3 separate regions of the Mus musculus genome follow, and all the other regions are linked to region 2. The links are chromatin loops, found by intact Hi-C in ENCODE. Cell type or tissue: left cerebral cortex. All regions are shown on one strand.

The links. A loop is a pair of places that touch in the nucleus more often than their neighbours do. Peaks named below come from ENCODE experiments on the same cell type or tissue, not always from the same donor. Only the 100,000 strongest peaks of a DNase experiment are listed, where the experiment ranks them.
Region 1: it touches region 2 in a loop (4-fold over the local background); 16 of 42 quality-filtered maps call a loop at or near these places.
Region 3: it touches region 2 in a loop (9-fold over the local background); 4 of 42 quality-filtered maps call a loop at or near these places.

What each region holds. Positions count from the first base shown.
Region 1 is chr4:135,429,430-135,437,429 of GRCm38, forward strand. Rcan3 (regulator of calcineurin 3) reads right to left here and starts at 4,376. Exons shown (of 5, transcript NM_022980.4): 1 at 4,183-4,376. In left cerebral cortex, a CTCF peak has its summit at 4,383; DNase peaks (open chromatin) are centred at 99, 4,170, 4,451 and 4,760; H3K4me3 peaks cover 1,726 bases; H3K27ac peaks cover 1,020 bases.
Region 2 is chr4:135,491,436-135,499,435 of GRCm38, forward strand. Nipal3 (NIPA-like domain containing 3) reads right to left here and starts at 3,143. Exons shown (of 12, transcript NM_028995.4): 1 at 2,995-3,143. Stpg1 (sperm tail PG rich repeat containing 1) reads left to right here and starts at 4,552. Exons shown (of 9, transcript NM_030189.3): 1 at 4,552-4,711. In left cerebral cortex, CTCF peaks have their summits at 3,327 (motif pointing left) and 3,529; DNase peaks (open chromatin) are centred at 2,660, 3,204, 3,517, 3,886 and 2 more places; H3K4me3 peaks cover 2,559 bases; H3K27ac peaks cover 1,671 bases.
Region 3 is chr4:135,348,218-135,356,217 of GRCm38, forward strand. Srrm1 (serine/arginine repetitive matrix 1) reads right to left here and starts at 4,929. Exons shown (of 18, transcript NM_016799.4): 1 at 4,880-4,929. The coding sequence starts at 4,900. In left cerebral cortex, no CTCF peak of the experiment used is centred here; DNase peaks (open chromatin) are centred at 4,372, 5,059, 5,463 and 6,026; H3K4me3 peaks cover 2,671 bases; H3K27ac peaks cover 1,983 bases.

The sequences.
Region 1 (8,000 bases), 62 kb before region 2:
CTGGTGGTGGTGGTGGTGGTGGTGGTGGAGTGTCTGCCGGCGTGTGGCATGCTGTGTGTGAGAGTCAGAGGACAGCTTTCAGGAGTTGCTTCTCCTACCATGTGGAACGTGGGCTGTGTTAGGCTTGGCAGGAAATGCCTCTACTCTTTGAGCCAGCTCACCAAACCTGCCTTGGTTTTTTACTTGGTTCCTCAAGTGCAAAATAGAGATAACAATAATCTTTTACCCAATAAAGATATTAGGAGAAATAATGCTCATATTCAGAGTAACACTTCACACACGGCTGTGCTAAGCAACTATTTAACACAAGCTTGATGTGAGTTTCCCTGTTGGTTGAAAGGAGCCCAATAGTACCAGAACTACTGTTAGAACTCATGTTTAGACTATAATATGGAATGAAAAAGGAAAAAAAAAACTGAGTAAATCACAATATAAAGGGAGAAAAACCCTAGCATTTAGTATGACCTCAAGGAAAGCAGAGAGGACCTATCAGGAAACCGAGCTCCCAAACAGCCACTGACTTAGTTCTCTGCTTCTAGTGTAAAGACAGATTTAAAACAGCCCGGAAAAGGCCACCAGGCCTTGTGTGAGCCTCACAGAATTTTATGTCATACATTATCTGCCATTTCTAGGTAGATATCGGCTATCTTGATGAAAATACGTGAGAGTTTTTGATGTTTTGTTTTTTGCTCAAAAGCCTACACTGTCAATCACTTTAGAATTTCCTGACATGCTAAATGCATTTCAAATGGAAAAGAGAAGTATGGACAGAGATAAGCTAGCCTTGGTTTCATGAGGGCAATAAGCAAACACTACAGGGCTGAAGCCCAGGCTCAGAGCTCCAGGCCTTGCCTGGCATCAGGAGGCCCTGGGTTCTGTCCCCAGCACAAAGGCTCTATTCCTGATTCCTGTAACTGTTGCAAGCCCCACCTGTGCTGATCCAGGCCTAGCATCATCTCCAGTGCTGATTCCTGCAACTGTTGCAAGCCCCACCTGTGCTGGTCCAGGCCTAGCATCATCTCCAGTGCTGATTCCTGCAACTGTTGCAAGCCCCACCTGTGCTGGTCCCCGCCTAGCATCATCTCCAGTGCTGCCCGGCCCTGGCTGGCTTCCCGCTAGGCTAGGCTAATGGTTTCCTCATGCAAACATTGCGTGAGTGGGAAGCCTCCAAGGACAGACCTTGACCATCTGCTCTGCTGCACCAGCCTGGGGACAGAGCTAAGCCATCAGGGCTGAATGGCAAGCAATTTCAGCTGACAAGGAAAAGGTGAATTCTTTCTCCTCTAGAATTTGTCAACAAAATATTATGTTTCCTAACTCCGGGAACATTCTAATCTCTTAGCCAGATTTGCTTCAAATGGAACTCCTGCCAACCCTGGGGCTCTGGTCTACCATGGTTCCCCTCTCATCTCTCATCCAGCATTCTCAGGTAGAACTCTACTACCTTTTTTTTTTTTTTTCTTGATTTGGTTTTTTGAGACAGGGTTTCTCTGTATAGCCCTGGCTGTCCTGGAACTCTATAGACCAGGATGGCCTCGAACTCAAAAATCTGCTTGCCTCTGCCTCCCAAGTGCTGGGATTAAAGGTGTGTGCCACCACTGCCCGGCTTCTTTTTTCTTTTCAGTAGTAGTAGTGACAAGAATCAACATAATAAAGTTGGTGGAACATTAATGTAAAATCGGTTATAGAGACTAGATTTTGGGGGCTAGAGAGATGGATGGCTTCGCAGTTAAGAGCACGTACTGCTCTTGCAGAGGACAAGAGTTCGGTTCCTAGCTCCCGCCTCTGGTGGTTCATAACCACCTGTAACTACAGTTCCGCAGGATCCAATGTCCTCTTCTTGACCCCACAGATATGTGCTTATGTGCATAAACTCACACACAGACACAATTGAAAACATGAATTTTTAAAAGTTATCCTTCTGGAGCTGGAGAGATGGCTTTTGCTCTTGCAGAAGACCTGGGTTCAGTTCCCAGCACCCACCCAGGGGCTCACAACCCCAGGATAGCCAATGCCTTCCTCAGACTTCTGAGGACCCCAGGCATGTCTGTGGCTCACAGAACAAGCAGACAAGACACTCATACACATAAACTTCTAAAAACCTAAAAATTACATTTCTGTATTCTGTTTTCAAGACCTAAAGTCACCGCATTTTTATTGATAATCTATAACTGTCCCTATCACTGGTGACATTCCTGCTCGGTGTGTTAGTATGAGAAAGACGAAATGTAAACACCGCCTGCCAAGGCTGTGGAGAGTAGCTGACTCCATTCCGTTTGCTGCATGTAACTCAGACACCCGAGCAGAGCCGGTTCTCTTCAGGGCACTGCTACTGCAGCTCAATGGCGAGAGGGTTTTTCTGTTTCTCTGTTTTCATATTGAGGATTGAACCTGGCATCTCCAGCATGCCGGTCAAGGGCTTTACCATTGAACTACATCACTCTAGGCCAGGCTGAGCTTTGTGTAGGTTTTTGGAGCTGGGTGGCAGGTCTGGAGCTCTAAGTTATAGTATCTTCATGCCTGCCCACCCCCCCTTTGGACCCACACTTCCTGTAACATCATGCAGCATTGCTTCTCGTGGGTTAGTGAGCACTCCAAGGTTTTAAAACCTTAAAATATAGCATGATTGAATAGTTAAAAAAAAAAAAATCAAATCTGTGTTCCCCCAAAACACTAAAAGCTCCTCTCTTGGAAACTGGCTGCCAATGAAGCAAATTGGAAAGCTGCAGTGAAGAGTAACAGGATACTGATTTCATCTTTTTCATAATCCTCCCACATCCAATGTATAACTGAACGCTAACGTGAAATCCCCATCAAAATGAACAACTGTGCATGCTGCATAAACACCCAGACTCTGAGACTTAATATATTCCTCAAATTCTGCCCTTTTACTTACTTCTGAGTTTGTGTACATGCATCAGGTGTGTGCATAAGCCCTCAGAGGTCAGAGGAGGGGTGGGATCACCTGGAACTGAAGTTACATACGGGTGCTAGGACTCAGAGCCCAGTTCTGTGCAAGAGCAGTAGGTGCTCTTAACAGTGGACATCCCCCGCCCCCGGCACACTATTTTGTTAACATATATTTATTGAATGTTTATATGTGTGTTTGACTGTGGCCTCAGCAACACTCAGGTATTAGTCAAAGGACAACTTGCAAAAGCTGATTCTCTCCTCCTGCCATGTTGATCCCCGGGATCCGGGAACTCCAACTGTCAGGCTTTGCAGTAAGTGTGTCTGTCTGTACCAGCTGAGCCATCTCATAGGACTACATATTGATATATTGGACTAGAGGTAATGGCATTGTGTTAAGATAGGTTTTATTTTGTTTTGTTGGGCAGGACCGTATTATGTAGTCCAGACTAGTCTCCCACTTGCTAATATTATAAACGTGTGCCACACCCAGTTCTTAAAATAACATTTTAAAGTAATCACTAATCATAGCTACAGATGGTCAATTACTTCTCTGGCCAACTAGTAGATGAGAGACTTCTACGAAAAGTTCAAGTAAATGTATTGTCCTAGATAGCCTTCAATATTGGGACGCGAATATATATATATTTGGTTTTAAACCCTACAATAAAACATCACTCTACATAATCCTAGTTTGAATCTGAAACATGGACGTGAGCCGCTAGAATCTTAATCCCCAGAGGAGATGATGAGATTTCGCACGGAAGCTGGAACCCCACAACCTGGAAACAGACAGCTATTGAAGGGTTCAAGAGGAAGCGGACAAGTTTCCAGATGCCAGGGAAGCAGAGAAGCACGAGGATTCCTGCATCCTGGGGGAGGGGAGGAGAGAGGGGAGTGGGGCTTCCACCTGCTGCCAGGAGGGTTTTACTAGCCACACCTTCCCTGCCCTCCGGGAGGGGGGGGCCAGGTTGGGCCTGACATCTTTCAAAAAGTCGAACTGCGGGTGGAGAAATTGCTGGTGGAGGAGAAAGGACCTGGGGGCGAGGGTTGTTTTGCAGGACGTTACCCCGAAGCTGCTGGGGGAGATCCTGGGCATCAGGCGGTTGGTCCTTAGCAACGTCTAGGGGGTTCCTGGAGGATCTGGGCAGCTGCTGCTCTAGCTGAGGCTGCTTTAACTTTCAGGGATCCTGGGGATCCATCACCCAGAGCTGCTGCAAACCTGTTCCGAGCGGCCGCGACCCGGCCCCGCCCTGCGAAGGGGAGACTCACCTGTGCGCTCGAGGGGAGAGGCCCGAGGGGGGATGCCCACGAGCGCGGCCTGGGGCGGACAGACCCTCACCACCCGGAGCCACCACGCCCTCAACGCGGGCCGCAGCGGCCGCCTCAGCCGGCGACACGGGCGGTGACCTAGGGCTGAGCGAGGTTGCCAGCGTCGCGCGCGCTCCCGGGCCCGCGCGCCTCGCGCCCTCCCTGGGTTCCTCGCGCCCAGGGGGCGCGCTGCGCCGGCGCACAGACAGGAGGGCGGGGCTGACAGCTGGGTGGGCGGGAGTCGCCGAGTGGTGGGCGGGGCTCTGGGGGCGGGGGTGGGTTCTGCGCGCGCGCATTCGCCTGCTCCTCTTGGCTGGCTGGCACTGGCTTTGAGGGACTTGGGCCGGCACTCTTTTTTTTTTTTTTTCCCACCCCCCCTGGGCCGGCACTCTTAAGGCAGAGGCTTTCCTTGACCTCCAGAACGGGACTTTTGATGTCCCCTTGGTATCCGCCGCCCCCAAGAAACATTTTCTCTCTCTTTTTGCTGACCTCACGTGACAGTGACAGGAACAGCTAGCCGGGATACTAGGAACCTTCTCGGGGCGGGTTCCTGTGAGCTTAACCCGGGGTAGCCTTCTAGGAACCTGGCAGCCGGATGTGCCCGACCTCGCCCCGCAGCTCCCGTCGCCCAGTAGAGGCGATGGCGACGTGGCTGTGCTATGGGTGTCACCAGGTGTGTGACTGCGCGCGCCCCATCCCTCCCTCCATTGCACCCAGCACAGATGTACAATATTAATGATATTTGCGTTTGCCTTTCCACACAGTCTTGCTTATCTCCCTTGGAGATAATGGAACATTAATTATGTCTAGGTCAGGGTTTAGGCTAGTAGTAGCGCCGAGGCTGGCTGGCATTTTAATTTTAATTGCTGTTGCTGAGACCAGCCTGTCAGGGAGCTGTGCCCTCTTCCAGCTCACAAACTGGATGAACGGTACAGAGCTGGAGAACTCTCAGCTCCCGCTAGAAGGATTCTGCTCTGCTATCCAGGCCGTATGGCTCAGTTCTGAGGGTCCTTGCTCCCAACCCCGGACGCACGTGATGGAAGGAGAGAACTCCTGCAAGTGTTCTCTGACTTCCACACGGCTGCCCTTCTGAATAATAAACAAATAATAAATAGAAAATCAGCTTTTGTCATTTACGCAAGACCCTTCATAGGACAAATGAAACAAGGGGGTCAAAACTAAGGACACAGTGTTGTCACTCGGTGAGAGTCATGGGCACAAAATGCAGGGCATAGCATCCTCGTCAGAGTGACTCCCATAGTGTCCCCCACAGGATCACAGTGTTGTATCCCTTTTGCTTTAGGAAGTTTCTGCAGCTTTCCACCCTGAGGCTCCTGATTAAACTTGACTTAACACGTCAAGTTCTTCACTTTTTCATCAAAGAATTATGGAGAGTGACTTCTATACTCACATCAAGAAGCATAGAAATGTTTCCCCTTGGGCTGGTGAGATGGCTAGATGGTTAAGAGCACTGACTGCTCTTCCAAAGATCCTGAGTTCAAATCTCAGCAACCACACGGTGGCTCACAACCATCTGTAATGAGATCTGACTCCCTCTTCTGGAGTGTCTGAAGACAGCTACAGTGTACTTACATATAATAATAAATAAATAAATCTTAAAAAAAAAGAAAGAAAGATTCTCTGAACTCAGTTTCTGAGGTGACTCAGTTGGCTAAATACTGGGTTCAGTGAGAAATTGCGTCTCAAAATATGCAATAAAGAGTAAATGTGGCCAGCTTCTTACCCCCACAGTCATATGTGCACAAGCACACAAGTATGCATGTGTATGTGTGTACATGCAGATTTGTGCACACATACACAGACGTGTATATGTAGCACACACATGATGGAGTTCTAAGTCAGTGTGTGTGGGAACTGCTGCATTCTCTACCCCTGCTCAGGAATGAATGAGCTCCGGGAGCCTTAGGAAGGGCTTGGAGCCATTCTAAGTTAAAAGCCTGGCTCCAGCTTGCATTGGTTATTATTTCCCAATGGTTATGAAGGCCCTGTGCTGGGGGTTGAGCTCATAAGATCAAGGAGCCTACCAAGAGAGAGGAGACAGTGGTTGTGAAAGGTTACATGTACCAGTGATGTGCTGGCAAGTAGAGAGAGAAGGTGGTACAAGTGCCTGAGGAGGGCTTCTGTAGGTAGTCAGATGGGAGGGGGCATTGCCCAATTAGTGACCACAGGGGCACATTGACATGTAGACAGACAGAACCCTATCTTTCCAAGTCTTACTGGCCATTCTCTCTCCTCTCTCCATCCTCCTCCCCTCAATCCTCACCCCCAACCTCTCTCCTTGTAGTCCAACACATAAAATAAAGCACACTGGAGGATGTGCACGCTGGATGACCTAACAGGAAAGCCTGAGGCTTCAGGAATGGCTGGACCCAGGGGCTCAAGCTACACCACTGGCTCGTCCCCCTTTCTCTCTATCTCTTAACTGTTTTCTTCCTCCATGCTGACAGCAAAAGTTACACCCAGTATCTCACTGGTGTAGGTTTGGTTATGTCGCATCTTTAAATCTCTCTCTTGAGAGGGGGCGTGGAATATTCCAACAGTCTAGTTCTGGGTCATGCATTCAGTCTCAGGCACGGGAGAAGCGGGAGAGGCAGGTTCTCGTGCCAGGAAGTTTCTGGCTGGTTCCTCCATCACTGTAGCTCCTGATTTGCTCACAGTGGAGCTGACCTGTCTACGCGGCTTCCATGAGTCCCCTGTACTCTGGCTCAGGCAAGGCATCCCAGAGAGAGTAGGCAGAATGGAACGCAAAGGTCAAAGGTCAAAAGCTTGACGTCAGACCCGTGAGTCTGCCTTTGCATCAAAGGAAGAGTTGTTGCCTGTATTGTGAATGAGACTGAGATCAAGAGATTAAGAGACCAGGAGCGGAATCTTCCACATCCTTCCTCTTCCTGTTGTGTCTGGCGAGGTGATGGGCATTGTGGGTAAGGAATACTTGCTATGAATGAGCTCGGCACGGACTCCCGTTTCCCAGGGCACCTTTCCTCGCCTCATCTCCGTGGTTTGGGTTACAGGCCGAGGGAAAAGGATCTCTTGATCCATTGAAACTGGGACTAAGGTTGATAAGCGGCCCCTGTCCCACAAAACTCAAGGAGAGCCTGTTAGTCGATGACTTGATACAGCTCCTGCAGGAAACTTTCCGGATGTGCAATCTCATTTCCGAAGTTCTCATCCGATGTGCATGGCTTAAGCAGTCAATACACGGAAAGTATCCTTGATGGGTCTGCTGGGAGAATCTAAAGCCTGTGGCTGTCTCCAGAGATGCTTTGCCATTTTATCAACCAAATGAATGCCTAACTGGTGACCCAGAAATTCCATCTCCCCTCCTCCAAATAAAAAGAAAGAATGAGGGTAGGGAGATGGGTCAGTGAGTAAAGTATTTATTGCCCTGGTGTGAGCATTGGTGTTCGATCCCTCACCTCACACTCCTGAGAATTCTGAGGGGGCGTGGCCCTGACCTATAGTCCAGCACTCTGAAGACTGAGACGGAAGATCTCTGGAGCAAGCTGGCTAGCCAGACCAGCTGCATTAGGTGTACTCTCTGTTCAACTGGGAGACCCTGCCTTAGTGAGTGAAGTGAAAAGCGATTGAGGAAGACTTTGATGTCCCTGGGCCTTCCCAAACACAAGAAGGAATTTGCATGCAAGTTCATGAATATACATGTAAATACCCCACACCTTTTTTTTATTTATTTATTTATTTATTTATTTATTTATTTAAAAGAGACTTGTCTAAGAATTCTCTGGGTGTGTTTACCCATG
Region 2 (8,000 bases):
TCTAAAACTCTACTCTTGGCTCTTAGACATCCCATTCCCTCTTCTCCCCTTCCTCCCCCAACTCCCGCTCCCCCCCCCCCCCGATTTAAACTCCTATTTCACCCATCAGCTTGAGGACAAGATAATGGGCCACCGACATCTGCTTCTCCTTGTCTCTGAAATCAATGAATCAATAGATCCCACGGCCATCAGGTTGGCAGCACCTGCTTACAAGCCCAGCACTCAGGGGAGGCTGTCACAGGACCCCAGGATAGCCTGGGCTACATAATGAGATCTTGTCTTAGAGCAAACCAAACCAACAGTAACAATGATGAACAACCACACCAAACCAAATCACGGGTGTTTCAACTTAGGAAGGAAAGACTATGAGGAAAATCCTCCACGGGGCAGGGGCGCTGTACTGGGAGGTGGGGCCTGATGCCCGGGTCAGCTTGGCTCTGGGTGATTCAGCATCTCATCTGTAAATTGTGGCTTTGAGCTGAAGCAGGGATAAAGATCACCCTGTTAGCTTAACTGGACTGCTGTTTTCAGTGTTTCTCACACTTGTCTCCCAAACAGAGAAGAGAAAATCCAAGAGCTCACAGTGGAAACCCTAACACTGTATTAAAAGGTTCTATCCAGCCTTATGCTTTCAAATATATATATATATATTATACATATTATATATAATATATATTATATATATATATATATACACACACACACAGAATAACCCCACACAAAGCACCAAACAAAAATCATATGAATTTATATTCTATTCTATTGTGCAAACTGTTTACTATACTTCACGTTGTAGTTGTTAATGTGTTATCGTCACGTATGTGAGTGTCTGAGGGTCGTCGTGTGTTTGTGGAGGTGGTGGCAGTCAGTCCTCTCCTCCCGCAGTGGGTTCCAGGGATTGAACTCAGGCTTCCAGCCTTGCCTGACAGCTGTCTTCGCCTGCTGAGCCATCCCGATGGCCTCTTGACATGTTTTGGATTGCTTCTGATCTGACATGTGCTACCTTGTGTACCTCAGCCAGGTTACCCCCAGCTTTTAAGCCAGTTTCCTTAGCTGTAAAACGTGACTCATGTTTCTGTGCCACGGGCTGCGCGGAAATCCGATGGGATGTGGTGTGCTAAGGTGCACAGAAGACAGCTTGGTGGAGCCAGTTCCTTCCATCCTACATAGTGGTCCTGGGGATTGAACTCAACTCATTAAGCTTAACCGCAACTACCCTGACCCACTAAGCCATCTTGTGGGCCCACTCCCCAGTGTAACCCTATAGGGTTCATTCATACATCTATGCTCTTAGCTCCCAGGCATCTACCCAAGAAAGAGTTGAGGGCCTAGGTTTTAAAAACCTGCGCATCACATAGTTTCTAGTTCCCTCTACCTCCTGTTCCACACCTAGGAAAAGCAACAGCATGCACTGATGTCACAAGACAGACAGGCACAGACACCAAATGCCAGCTTAGTACAGGGCAGCCATGAAGACCTCTCTGCCCAGGTTGCACCTTGTCAAAGGGCCTAAAGTTAAGTTGTTGCTGCTGCTATCATTTGAGACAGTATTTCTGCAAGATGCCTCCCATATGTTTTTTGATATGTTAGATCCAATGCATATAGGATCAACTGGGAACCATAATTTTCTGGGAAGACTGGGAGGGCATAATTATAATTACTCTTGGATTAGACTGCATGTGTGTGAAAGCAACTCTGTGTTAAATGTCTGTATCTCTGTCCTGACATCGTTAATATGGGGGTGCTCGAGAGCTCCTTCTACCTGGGAGAGACCTAGGGCTGCTTCCAGCCTGGAGTTGAGGGGGCCCTGGATTGAAGGCACCTGTCAGGTCCTCTGCTGTTCCTGGAAACCTAGCTCAGAGCCTGGCAAGGTAACTTGCATAGATGCCCACTCGACCAAATGTAATGCCCATGATACACTGTGGTTTAAAAAAAGAATGCCTTACTCAGAACCCATGGCCACAAACAGATATACCCAGCCCCACCCACAGGATGTCAGAAAATGCAAACAGGCCTTGGGAACCAGCTAGGGAGGACAGCAGGTTGTCTCCCCCCACCGCACCCCTCTGTGTGTGTGTGTGTGTGTGTGTGTGTTGAGTCACTGGCTTTTAAACAGTAGCTTCAACTCCCCTCTCTACCCAGGGAACCCCCAGAGCTCTGAATACCCAAAGACAGAGGGAGGAAGATTCTCCTTGAACTGCCGTGTAGCATCACCCCAAAGCCTCCGTGGACTCTGTAAGTTGCATTCCCTTATAAGGCTCACACTTTGGCCTGGTGATGGTTTATTGTTGGTCCAAGGCTGACATATGTCCAAGAGGCACACAGCCAAGCCAGTGTTGACAATCACAGTCACAGTTTATGGTCACTGACCCAAGAGAATTCACAAAGTGCTTGCTTCCACTCGAATCCCCCGGCCTCATCTAAATGAATAACTCCGTTAACCCCACCGAGCAAGTCTTCCAGCGAGCATAACAGCCTCGCGGCCATGAAATTGGCTGTAACTAAAAACAAGGGTGTGTGTGTGTGTCCGCGCGCGCCCCCCCGCGTGCGTGCATGGAGGTCTTGTCACCACCTGACGATTCAGTTTGACCAAAGAACGTCGGTTTCATGCCAAGCTTTTCTTTCCCGGGGCTTTTGAGCACTGAGGGGTGACATTCTCGGAGAGACACACCTCTGTTTCAGTACCAAGCACAGAGCTCCCTCCATCCACCTGCCAGTCGCACCGGCTATTTCCTGCACGCTGGAGCCGGCAGTACTGGCCTTCCACTTCCTCATCTGGTAACGCCCAGCATCTCCTTCATTAAGGCAAACCCGTGCCCACCCTCCTTGAAAATATGGAAGAGACAAAAAAAAAAAAAAAAAAAAAAAATCGGAGGCAACAGAACCCAAACTGACAAGGCTGGCAACAACAAGGGAGACTATATTTATACTAGGGGATCAAAACAGCAAGCCTGATTTCAAGTACCCCTTCCCTCAGTCATGACCGTGACTCACCCGGGACGTTCCTTCTAGATCCACCTATCCCAGGTTCCGGAGAAGCGACTCGGACACTCCGTGCCACCCCTAGGTACAGCCTCTTGGATCCCTTCCCAGCTCCGAGTTTCCAAGGGGCTGCAGTGTTTTGCTTTCAAAGGTGGAGACTTGATTTGTTACACTGCCTGCCAGTCCCAAGCTGGCGAAGCCTCTGCGCAGGCGAGTGGTTGTCGGGAGGGGATGGGCGGGACATCCTGAAATAATTGGCTGCGTCGCCAAGCTCGCTTGAAGCGTAGGGGCGACCTGACACTCACCTGGAGGAGTCCCCTCTAGCGGCCAAAGGAAGAAGTCCGGGCTGCTTTGGTCCCCAAGTTATGGCTGCTCACCTCCACCTGCCGGACAAGTAGGCTGGGCTTAAGCAGCCCGCCTGGTGTCCCCCCGCAGTCTGCGCTAACTGCCACCGACCGTCCCGGGCGGCGCCCCTGCTGCTTCCATCAGGTAGCTCCAGTATCGAAACCCAGCAGAGCCCTGACACGTCTCGGGGACCGTGCGTACCCCTTCTTTCCTGCGCCTGCGTCCCACCTGTTGGCTGTATTGCGTCCTTAATTTCCCGGTACGCCTGCAGCTCAGCAGCCCCGGTAGGCTGTCAATCATCCTAGTAGTCCCGTCCCCCCCCCCGCACCCCTCCCCCGCCCGCTGCTGTTTCCCAGGGGTTCGGCTGTGAGCATGAACCTGCGCGTGGAGCTTCCAGCGCGCTCATTTTTCAGCACGCGCCGTTCAGTCCAGAGCCGCACAGCAACCTCTGGGGGAGATGTTGAGATCACACAGGTTTTACGAGGAAATGACATTGGGGAGACCTCAGCGATGGAAACGCGGTAGAACTGGGAGGGAGAGTTTAAGAGAGGATGGAGCTGCCATATTGTATTATGGGAGATGCCCAAAGACCAACTGGGTCGGTGCGAGATTTTTTTTTTTTTTCTTGAGGCGTGGGTGGCAGGAGATGTGATCTGAGGAACAAGCGGGAGACAGTTTCTAACAGGGGACTATCCCATAATTTTAAAGAAGACGCTGGTGGGTTTAAGCCGGGCTGTGGCTAGGCACTGTGGCTGCGGTGAAACGGGTAAGGGGCTCTTGGAATACTGCACGGTTGCCCTTGGGGAATTATGTCATCGACCTTTCTGCTCTCACACTCAGGGTGTGGATGGATGGGTAGGAACACTTGGGTTTATTCCTTCGATGAGTCACAAAAACAACAAACCAAACAAACCCAACAACCAAACAAAACCGAAACAATCAAACAAACAAACAAACAAGAAAAGGGAACTGAACCCCAGAAACAAAAACCCTAATAGTTAGTTCCCTGCCTAACAGGTTCTCCTTAGCATTGTCAATCCGAACCCCAAAATTCTGGTAGCTTTTTTTGTTGGTTTTTGAAACGTCTCCAACGATTGGTCAACAGCTTTTCACATTAAAGACACAGAGGACACCCCTGGCTAGTTAGCCAGTTGCCTGCCGCCGGACTCTGGAATGTTAGGCCAGTGGTTGCCATAGCGACCGGGCGGGAGGGATAGATTGACTAGTTAGGAACCAGTTCCTGTTAAGGGACCGGTCCTTGAGGTCTTGAGGAGGATTCCGCGCACTCCATGGGACACCCACGGAGACCTCCATACTCCGGGTGCGTGCGGAATCTCTGTGGCCAGTTGGGTGGTGCCTCGGATGCCAGAAGGTGCCACTTGGGGTACGAGTGGGTCAGCTTAAGCCCTCAGTGTACCAACGTGAAAAGAGCTCCCCCTTGGGCCCGGTGAATGGTTGGACATCTGATGCCCCTACTTCAGTCTTTGAGGGGGTCTCAGAACTGGGCGGTGGGTGAACCTCCAAGAGCCAGCTCTAACAGAACCCTTTTGGTACTCCCGCGTCTTCCTCAGCAAGTCTTTATTCTGGACTCCATTTTGGCCAAATGAAAGGGTGAGACTGGCTTCTCGAAGCCACTAACCAGTTGGTACAGTTCCATGTAGGCCTTGAACACACTCTCTCACCAAGCAAAATAGCTAATGGGTCAATCTCCTGGGGCTTTGAAAGGTCTTTTGAATCTCCTGTGCCTTCCACTATCCTTTAGTAGGGATGTTTCAAGTTGGAGGAAATCAGGCTAGACCGTGACCATCCGTCATGACCCATCAAGTGCAGGAGGCTCACCTGGCAAGCAGCATCCTGGGCAGAGCTAGGTTATATCTGTTCTCTACCAACTGTACCAGCATTCCATGGAAGACTGGAAAGCAAGATAGATACTTGTTTCCTTCTGGTGGTAGAATAATGTACTCTTTGACAGTTTTATACTTTCTTAAAATTTTCCAAAAATTTGATAATTTGCGTGAGAAGCATAATTTTAAAAATCTCTTGCAACTTTTAAAAAATAGATTATTTTAATTTTATGTACATTGGTGTTTTGACTGCATGTGTGTCTGTGTGAAGGTTGTCAGATTGCCCCTGGAACAGGAGTTATAGTTGTGAGCTGCCATGTTCATGAGAATTGAACTCTTAACCTCTCTCTGAGTCATCTCTCCAGCCCCGAATTTTTTTTCTTTAAAGACAAAGTCTCACTATGTAGTCCTGGCTAGCTTGGAAAGCTCTATTTAAACCAGGCTGGCCTTAGGCTCACAGAGATCCATCCACCTTTTCATGTTGGCATTAAAGGAGAAAACATCACTCCAAAATTTTTTGTTGTCATTTAAAAAAATTAATTTTCACTTTATGAATATGGATATTTTTCTCTGTCTGTCTGTTTCTGTAGCACACACAGGCCTGGTGCCTGTGGTGGCCAGGAAAGGGAGATTATCAGGTCTGTTTACACTGGAGCTATATAATGGCTTGGGGCCTCCATATGAATGCTTAGAATGGAACTCAGGCCCTCTGGAAAACCAGTCAGTGCCCTTCACCACTAGGCCATCTCTCCAGCCCTGTTGCTTTGTTTTGTGAGATAGGGGTCTGGACATATGATCCAAGCTGGCCTAGAACTCAGCGTGTAGATCGGGCTATCCTTGAACTTCTGATCCTCTCGCCTCTATTTCAAAGTGCTTGGATTACACGTCCCACTGCTGTTGCTGCCGAACAAACCAGGGCTTTGTCTTCATGAGACACCATTCCCAGCGTTCTCCAACAGCAGCGTCCTTAACGGGAGGGCTAAAAAATGGTCCTTACTAAAACAGCAAGGTCACACGGCAATGCGGTTAGTGAATACTGGCTGCTTTCAGAGACAGTAAAAGGCACTGTTCTCTGGTCAGTATTGATCGCTGTTTGGAAATATCTTAATGTTTTAAAGCCATAGTTTCCCGTGATCTTATTAAATGTTAAAATCTTAGATTATACAAATTGCCCTCGCGAAGAAGAATCCATCAAGGAACACACAGTGAAGAAGAAAGTTCTAGACGGACTTAAAATTGCTTACTCAATTCCCCCATTCACTAAGATTTAGAGACAGGGAGAGTTCCTTAGGGCGTATGGGTAAAATGAATCCAGAGTCAGCTCATGAAAAATTAACTGCTTTGGAGATGAAACTGTGTACATGCTATTGACAACTAAATGAAAAAAACAAACAGAAAAAAGAAAAAAGAAAAAACAGAATAATAGCCCCAGCCACATGGATTAGAAAACTCTTTAGATCTCAGACAAGCAGGTGGCCCAATAATGTAGTCCCTGAGAGAAGTTACCTCGATTAGGGAGGGAGCAATTTCCAGGCTGCCCTGCAGGCAGGAGGGCAGTGGAAACAAACTCTAGTCTTCTGAATTGAAGTGCATTAGCATTGCAGCTTGGATGGCCCCCAAGGCCTGTTTGTTGAAAACCTGGTCCCTGGCCTTTGATGGTATTGGGGGTTTGTGGAATCTTCAGGAGATAGGGCCCAGTGGAAGGAAGTTAGGTCACTGGGTGTGTGATGTTGGAGGAGCTATTGGGACCAGCCCTTTCCTGTTTTTCTTTGCTTCTCTGGATGCTGTGGAGAGGACCCCCCACCCCTACTTCCACTATGCTGTGTTCCCGAAGTCCGCGCTGATGTAGGCCCTGAGCAGCGGGACCGATGAGGAGGGGCTGAAACCCTGGGAGCCGGGAGCCAATACAAGTCTTTAAGTATTTTGTTTAAGTGATGGGATGCTACCTGACATAAGGACATGGAGGTCAGAGTCCAGGGAAGGCAAAGAATGCAGAATTGTGATCTAAAATACCAGAGGAGACTGTGGCTTAGGGAAAAAGCTGGCAATCTGAAGAGATCGCTTTGGGTGTTGGCTGTGGAACCCCAGAGCCAAGGATACTTCATGTCCCCATAGGCCAGGATGGAGGGACACTGTGTTAGACAGGAGATAGGATGATTCCACAGAAGCAGTATGCCTAGTGACTGAGGGCGTGGCTCAGCTGGCAGACTGCTTGCCTAGCTTACATGTGTGTAGCCCTGAACTCGATTCCCTGCGCCACATCCAGGGGTATAAATGGTGATGTATGCACGCAATCCATCAGTCAGGAGGCGGTGGCAGGAGGATCAGAAGTTCCAGGTCATCATTAGCTCCATGGTGGGTTTGCCAGCCCAGGCTACAAGAGATACTGTTAAAAGAAAATCAAGTATCATGCCTTAGTAGTGACAATAAATGACTTCCAGAATAAAAACTGCTCTGAATCTTCCCAAGCCTGAACGCTTGAAGAAGTCAAACCTGCAAGTTACCAAAAACAAGCCAGGGGAAAAGAATGCAAACGCACGTACCCAGCAGGAAGATCCAGGAAAATGGACCCCAACCAGGAGAGCAGTACCAGCAATGGCAGATATTACAGAACCAGCGGAAAAGCACTCCAGAAAAGCCGTTACAGACTGGAGAAGACTCCAGAAAAGCCGTTACAGACTGGAGAAGACTCCAGAAAAGCCATTACAGACTGGAGAAGACTCCAGAAAAGCCGTTACAGACTGGAGAAGACTCCAGAAAAGCCGTTACAGACTGGAGAAGACTCCAGAAAAGCTGTTACAGACTGGAGAAGACTCCAGAAAAGCTGTT
Region 3 (8,000 bases), 140 kb before region 2:
AATAGTCGGGCTGGTGAAATGGCTCAGTGGGTAAGAGCACCCGACTGTTCTTCCGAAGGTCAGGAGTTCAAATCCCAGCAACCACATGGTGGCTCACAACCATCCATAAAGAGATCTGACTCCCTCTTCTGGAGTGTCTGAGGACAGCTACAGTGTACTTAGATATAATTAATAAATAAATAAACAAATCTTAAAAAAAAAAATACAATAGTCAGAGCAAGATACCCTCTCCACAATGTTAACTTTGAGACATATACTTTCTTTGCGGGTGTTTAAATGAGAAAGCGGGTACATTTCAAGTTCTCATCCTCTCCTAAATGCAGCACAGTGAGACTGTTCTGTTCCGCTGGTCACAACTTTAAGAACACGATGAGCAGAAGCATGAAGACTGCAGCAAGTCCCAGTGTGGCCTGGCAGACACACCAAGTCCCAGTCACTACCAAAGGACAGACGCTGGAGGATAGGGATACAGCTCAGTGGCAGAGTTCACCCAGCATGCAGGAAGCCCTGGGCTTAGCCGGGCGTGGTGGCGCAGCCTTTAATCCCAGCACTCGGGAGGCAGAGGCAGGAGGATTTCTGAGTTCGAGGCCAGCCTGGTCTACAGAGTGAGTTCCAGGATAGCCAGGGCTACACAGAGAAACCTTGTCTGGAGGGGGGTGGGGTGGGAAAAAAAAGGAAGCCCTTGGTTTAATTCTAGTACTACATAAACCAGGTATTGCGGTACTTATGATCTGAGTCCTATAAGCCAGGTATAGTGGTACTTGTAATCTGAGTCCTAGGGATTTGAAAGGTTAGAAGTTCAAGGTCATTTTTGGCTCCACAGCTTGAGAGAGACACGGGAAACCCAGTGTGTTAGAGGGGGTGAATGCCAAGAACCAAAAAATGTGGTGCACAAATATAATCCAATAATATGGGCATTTAAGGAAGACAAGGTATCTTAAACCACATACCGAGTTCAGGCCTCTAATTCTGTCTCAGAAAGGAAAATGGATGGGGGAGGGTGAAGGGGTGGAGAGAAAGGGGGAGATGGAGAGGAGAGGAGCAGAGAAAGAAAGAAGAGAGAAAATGTGAATTAATGAATTTAAAGCCAGGCGAGAAGGTATACTCTCGTAACTCTAAAATTTAAGACAAGAAGAAAGAATTAGGGGTTCTTGCAGGGCTGGAGAGATGGCTCAGAAGTTAAGAGCACTGACTGCTCTTCTGAAGGACCTGAGTTCAAATCTCAGCAACTACATGGTGGCTCTCAACCATATGTAATGAGATCTGACACTTTCTTCTGGTGTGTCTGAAGACAGCTATAGTGTACTTACATATAATACTAAAAAAAATCTTAACAAAAACAACAAAAAAGACAAACTTGCAAATTCTAGGCCAGCCTGGACTACAACAAAACCCTATCTGGAGGAACAAACAACAGTTCTTAAGTAAATGAGAACAAAACTTCACCAAAGGACTCATCAGAACAGCACCACATCACAGTTTTTGTTCATTTCATCCTTCCTCCTGGCTCAATTAAACCTGGAAGTAACTGGCTCTGACTTGAAATCTACAGATTAGTTTTCGGACTAGCTCCATTCCCTTGAAAACATTTGTTTGGCCTGAGAATAGCAGAGGGACAAGAGCACTCAGCTAACATGCACAACACACGGGTGAGATCCCCAGGACTGTATCAGCAGCAAAAAGTTTTGGGTTGGGTATGGTGTCCAAAACCTCTAATGCCCGCACTCAGGAGGCAGAGGCAGGAGGGTCTCCATGAGTTGCAGGCCAGACCAGTCAACAGCTAGAGCTTCAGAGTGAGACCCTGTCTCAAAACTAAGTTTTGAGAAGGAAAACAAAAACAACCAACAATACAAAACAACAACAACCCTGTAAAAGTGTGCCAGTTCTGCTACCATATTTCTTGAGAACACACAACCTAATCTCTGAGAATGTTTTCTTTACGTCAAATTAATGGCAATGAAGCAAAAAATAGAGATGGATGTCTGAGGTGATAAGGTATGCCAACCACCGTCATCTGATCATTACACGGCATAAGCACTGGATATCAGTGGAAAGGTCAAACCTAGTCACCGGAAAGAGATCCAGAAAGGCTGTGACTGAGTGCAGAGCCTGGTGCATGGTGCATGGGCCCTAGTACTGCAAAACCAAAAAGGTTTTAAAGAAAAAGAAAAAAAGTTTTGGGCCAAGAGTGGTGGCATATACCTTTAGAGATAGGCCATCTCTAAAGAGTTCAAAGCCAGCCAGGAGTGGTGGCGCATGCCTTTAATCCCAGCACTTGGGAGGCAGAGGCAGGCTAATTTCTGAGTTTGAGGCCAGCCTGGTCTACCGAGTGAGTTCCAAGACAGCCAAGGGCTACATAGAGAAACCCTGTTTCAAATAAAATAAAATAAAATTCAAAGCCAGGCTGGTAAGAGGTCCTGAGTTCAAATCCCAGCAACCACATGGTGGCCCACAATCACCCGCAATGAGATCTGACGCCCTCTTCTGCTGTGTCTGAACACAGCAACAGTGTACTTATTAATAATAATAAATAAATCTTTGGGCCCGAGTGAGTGAGGTCCTAAAATTCAATTCCCAACAACCACACGAAGGCTCACAACCATCTGTACAGCTACAATGTACTCATATACATAAAATAAATATTAAAAAAAAAAGTTCAAAAGCTGTCCTGGTCTGCTTTTGATCTTATCAACCACCTCTTCAGAAAGAAAGAAAGAAAGAAAGAAAGAAAGAGAGAGAGAGAAAGAGAGAGAGAGAGAGAGAGAGAGAGAGAGAGAGAGAGAGAGAGAGAGAGAGAGAATGCTATCACCAATTCTTTTTTTTTTTTTTTTGGTTTTTCATGCACCACCACGCCCGGCTTACTATCACCAATTCTTAAATCGAATTCTACTCAGAATCAGGTTGTACTAGGTAACTGATCTAAAATTACCTCCCCACCCCCATTCTCCCCTTTTTAAATTTTTTTGAGACAGGGTTCTATGTAGCCTCACTCTGTAGACCAGGCTGGCCTCAAACTCAGAGATCTGCCTGCCTCTGCCTCCCCTCCCTCCCAGAGTGTTGCGATTTAAGGTGTGCGCCACTGCCTAGTAAGTTTTTCTAACTCAGAACATAAATCCCCCACTTTGTCAGTGTGTAGCATATGTCTGAAATTCTAGTACTGAGAAGTCAAGGCAGGACTCTCTAGGTCCAAGGCCAGTTTGGGTTAGAGAACCCAGTTTCAAAACACTTCAACTGCCCCTGCCCCCAAAAGACCCAACCCAGGGAAAACAAAACTACTTCATTTAAGTAAGTGTAAAAAGAATATTTTAAAAAGTGGGTTATTTTCCAGATCCTGTCCTTTTCAAAGGACATCTTCGCCTGAAAATTGACATATCGCTTTGTTTTAGTTCTTCAATCTCCTTTCCACTAGAAATAACTGACAAGCCTGGCCAGGGTGCAAGTCTTCATTCAACCCCAGCATTCGGGAGGCAGAGGCACACAGATCTCTGAGTTCAAGGCTAGCCTGGCCTACAGACTACAGAGTTCCAGGATGGCCAAGGCTACACACATAAACCACTTCCTGAAAAGGCAAAACAAAAACTGAAGGGGGTGGGGGGAGAAAAAGAGACAATTGACAAGTGAAAGAAACCTTCGACTGTTTTTAAGTGTTAACTTCGGTGCCATAAGAAATGAGTACTGACTACAAAGGTTAAGTGCCTAGTTTGTAGTGCAAGTATCTGAGGTGCTGGAGATAGACCCCAGTGTCTTGTTCATACTAGGCAAGCTCTCATGAACCACATACAAGAAGCACCTTTATTATCTCCCTCCTCCTTCCCCCGCCTTCCAATTTTTTCTTTAAAAATGCACACAAACTGTAAACTATATGCTTGATTCAGAGAATGCAAAACTCTAAGCAGTGGTATGACAGAGAGCTGGTATCTGGATTTTTACCAAGCTGTCTTACAAGGTTCTACTCTGCATTACAAGAATCAGCGATTCCTAAAGGGTTTGTTGCTACTTTTAATCCCACAAGTGTACGTTCCCATACATCTAGATCTCGACCTGTAGCTACTTTCCTTCCAAAGTGGACCTAATAAACTGCCTTACTGTGTGGGATCTATGTACCACCTCCAAGGTAACGTCCCCTGCCTGGACATGGGCCGCTGGGAAAGGGTGCTAGCGAAGAGCGGGAAGCGCGACGGAGTCACAACCGTAATCTGTCTCCACCCTCGCACACACCGTTCACTCCAAAAGCCTCCGATTCAAATGTTCCAACTACAAATTATCTAAGCTCCCCTCCCCGAAGAGCTATCAAATTGGGCGGGAGCGCTCACGAACTCTGACCCTGCGCCGCCGGGAAAGCTTAAGACCCAGAGGGTGGACGCTGTACGTCGGGGTTTGGGGGGGGGGCACCCATTTTCTCCAAAGCTGCCACTAAAAAAAAAAAATAATAAGGCCCCTTTCCTCAAACACCTCTCAGGACGGAGCCCCAAACCATACAACCGGTACCCCGCAGCCGCCCCGGGCTTCCCACCGGCCTCCCCCTAAAGACTTCCTCCTTGAGGCTCCGCTAGGCCCCGAGCCCGGGCGGCCGGCGCGGCGCCCGGCCTACAGGGCCTCGCCAGGCGGCCGGTGAGGTTCGGCTCCAGCCCATTCCCGCCGCCATTTTCCGGCCACCGCCACCGCCGCGTAGGGGGGGACGATCCCGGAGGAGGAGACTGCGCAGGGGCGCACCGGTCTCGGCCGCAACGCCGAGGCCGGGGGACGCTGCCCACGAACCCCCTCGGGGTCTCTAAGGCCTTCCTCCGCGGGCCGTCCTGTCCGGGATTTTGAGCGCCTCCCCCTCGGGTCTTACAAACAAGCCTCTCGCCTCTCCCCGGATCCCCGCGCTCGGACTTACGCGGAAGAATCCCGCGTCCATCTTGCCGCCTCGCTCGGAGATCGCTCCCTATCCCAGCGTGCACCGCGCCGCCGCGACGGAGGGCGGGACCGGCAGAAGGGAGCCCAGCGCCGGGAGGCTGCGCGCGCCGCTACACCCGCCCCGCTCCGGCGGGCCTGCGGCTGCGCCTGCTCAGTGCGCCACGAGAACGACGCGCATGCGCAAGCGCACCAGGGCGGCAGCCTTTCGCTAGGAGGGGAGGCGAGCTGGGCGACTGGAACCAATGGAAAGAGGAGGGAGAATCTTTGGGTCGCCCAACCCTACCGATCTTTTTTTTTTTTTTTTTTTTGTGGCGCATGATCAGCGGTGTTCGCGCGACTTGAGTTGATCCTTCCTTTGATCCGTAGTGGGAGGATGTGGGGAGTTGAAGGGAGATGGGGGGCGGGGGGGAAGCCTCAGTCCTGGGGTGCATGGGTAGTCATAAAAGAGAATGCTTGCTTAGGGGCGGCCCGATACGCCAGTTGTTGTCATTGTGAAAGTTGAGCTAGGAGTGGGTTTTGGGAGGTTGCCGGCGGGGTTGAGCCTGCAGCGTCAGCTCGTATGAAGCCCGCGTGTTCGCCGGATGTGCGTCGCATCTGGCTTGTTCTTGAGGTGTCCATTGGATACCTTTCTGTGCTTCTGCTGCGAAACCACGCCGAAGGGCAGGAAGTGGAAGAGGGCCAAAACCGGCCCTTTAATGTGCTCACCAAGCGCTTTCTCTCCAGAAAAGTTTCTCTGGGGCCACTTTGTAACATTCCATCTTTCACAGACACGCGCACCTCTAATGCTTTTTCATGGAAAAGTCGGGAAGTGGGCATGTCTGCCCTAGGAGTGCTAGTGTAGAAACCCGAATGTCTCCAGGCATTTTTTTTTTTTTTCTTTTCCTGGCTTTCCTACTTAAAGGGGGTTGACTTTCCCATTTGAACGCCCACAGACCAGATATGACTAGGTTCGTCTCGTCCATCAAAATCATCAAATGAATCGAAATAGCAGGGAAATCAGAGAGGCTGTCTTTGAGCCTTCTCTGTCTCTGTAGATGGCAGTAGCTTTCCTTTTGTTTAGGACAATCTTGCTGTTGAGAGTCCTCTTTCCTGCACACCCCACTCCCAAGCCCTCAGGAAACACACATGCCACTATGATGGAGGCCCAAGGTCCCTTATCTGAGTTGAACTCCTGCACTAGTTCTGTCACAGATAGCCCTGTTCCTGACCTTGCCACCCAGCATCCATTCTGAAGGAGGCCCGGATGCTGAACGATGCTGTTGAAAACCCTAGGTATCTCTGTGAGTTCAAGGCCAGTCTGGTCTACAGAGTGAGTTCCAGGACAGCCAAGGCTACATAAAGAAACCCCATTAAGTACAAAGAAAGGACGTTAAAGAAAGAAAGAAAACCATGGGCACTTGTCTGCTGAAAAGTCTCCAGTGGTTCCTCACATTTTTTTTCCCCTCCAAAAGTCAAAATTGCCCTTTCCTTGATCCCTTGTGCCTCAACCTCACTCCCTGAATTTCCTGCTGCCCAAGGTTTGTACCGGTCTCTGAGCTTCATGAAACCTCTGACTGAGATAGGCAACAGCAAGGTTACTTGGTAATCCTCAAATTCTACTCAAGTGTCCCCCAGGAAAAAGGCTCACGCACCCTCCACCCCCAGCTTTTATCACCTGAATTTAGGGGGTTTTGTTGTTGTTATGTTTTGTTTTGTTTTTTCACTTATCCTCAACCTTTGTTTCTCACAATGAATTGTGCCCTCTGGTCAAATCTTGACTTCTGCTTCTCTTAATATTTAATAGTGGGTGTGGTGGGTCAAGCCTGAAATCCCAGCACCTGGGAGGCAGAGGATGTCTGAGGATTCTGAGTATAAAGAAAAACCCTGGGCTGGAGACATGGCTCAGTGGTTAAGAGCACTGACTGTTCTTCCAGAGGTCCTGAGTTCAAATCCCAGCAACCACATGGTGGCTCACAACCATCTATAATGGGATCCAATGTTCTCTTCTGGTGTGTCTGAAGACAGTGACAGTGTACTCATATAAATACAATAAATAAATCTTTTTTTTTTTTTTTCCGAGACAGGGTTTCTCTGTGTAGCCCTGGCTGTCCTGGAACTCACTCTGTAGACCAGGATGGCCTTGAACTCAGAAATCCACCTGCCTCTGCCTCCCAAGTGCTGGGATTAAAGGCAGGCACCACCACTGCCTGGCAAATAAATAAAATAAAACAAAACAAAACAAAACAAAACAAAACAGAAACCCCATGATGGTTCAGGCCTTTAACCCTGGCACTAAGGAAATAGGAAATCTATGAGTTCCAGAACAGCCGGAGCTACTCAGTAATACCTTGTTCCAAATGTGTAGCCCTGGCTGTCCTAGAATTCTCTCTGTAGACCAAGCTGGCCTTGAACTCACAGATTACAAGCTAAAAAACTGCCAACCCCCGTTAATGTCTCCTGCATGCTGGAATAAAAGGTGTGTACCACCACTATCTGGCTTAGATGTGTTTTTTAAAATATTATTTATTTTTATGTATATGGGTCTGTTACCTGCATATATGTCTCTATGCTACATGCATGCAGTGTCCAAGAAGGACAGAATAGAACCCTGAATCTCCTGGAACTGGAGTTACAAACTGTTATTAGTCACCATGGGGGTGCTCCTAACCACTGAACCATCTGTTCCTTCCTTCCTGTTCCTCCCTCCCTCTCCTCTCCCTCCCTCCCCACCCACTACTCTCACTCTCTGACACAGGGTCTCATTGTGTAGCTTTGGCTGTCCTGGAACTCACTATGTAGACCTTGCTAGCCTCAACAGGAGAGATCCGCCTGCCTCTGCCTCCAGAATGCTGGAATGACAGTGGTGAACCACTGCTGCCAGCCTAGCCTTTAATACTGGTCTTTTGGATTTCTGTCTGGGTCTGTGTAAGAACACATTATCGAGTTTCCTTGCCTTCAGGGTTGATGTCTCATCCCACCCATGGTCAATGATTTTCCAAGATGATTATCTGAACCTGTCAATTAAAAACCCTGCTGTGGCTTTCTCTTGTCCTCCAGATGAAGCTCAGACTGCTCCCTGTGCCAAAGCCCCTTATGATTCTGTGTACAACCTTCTCCATCTT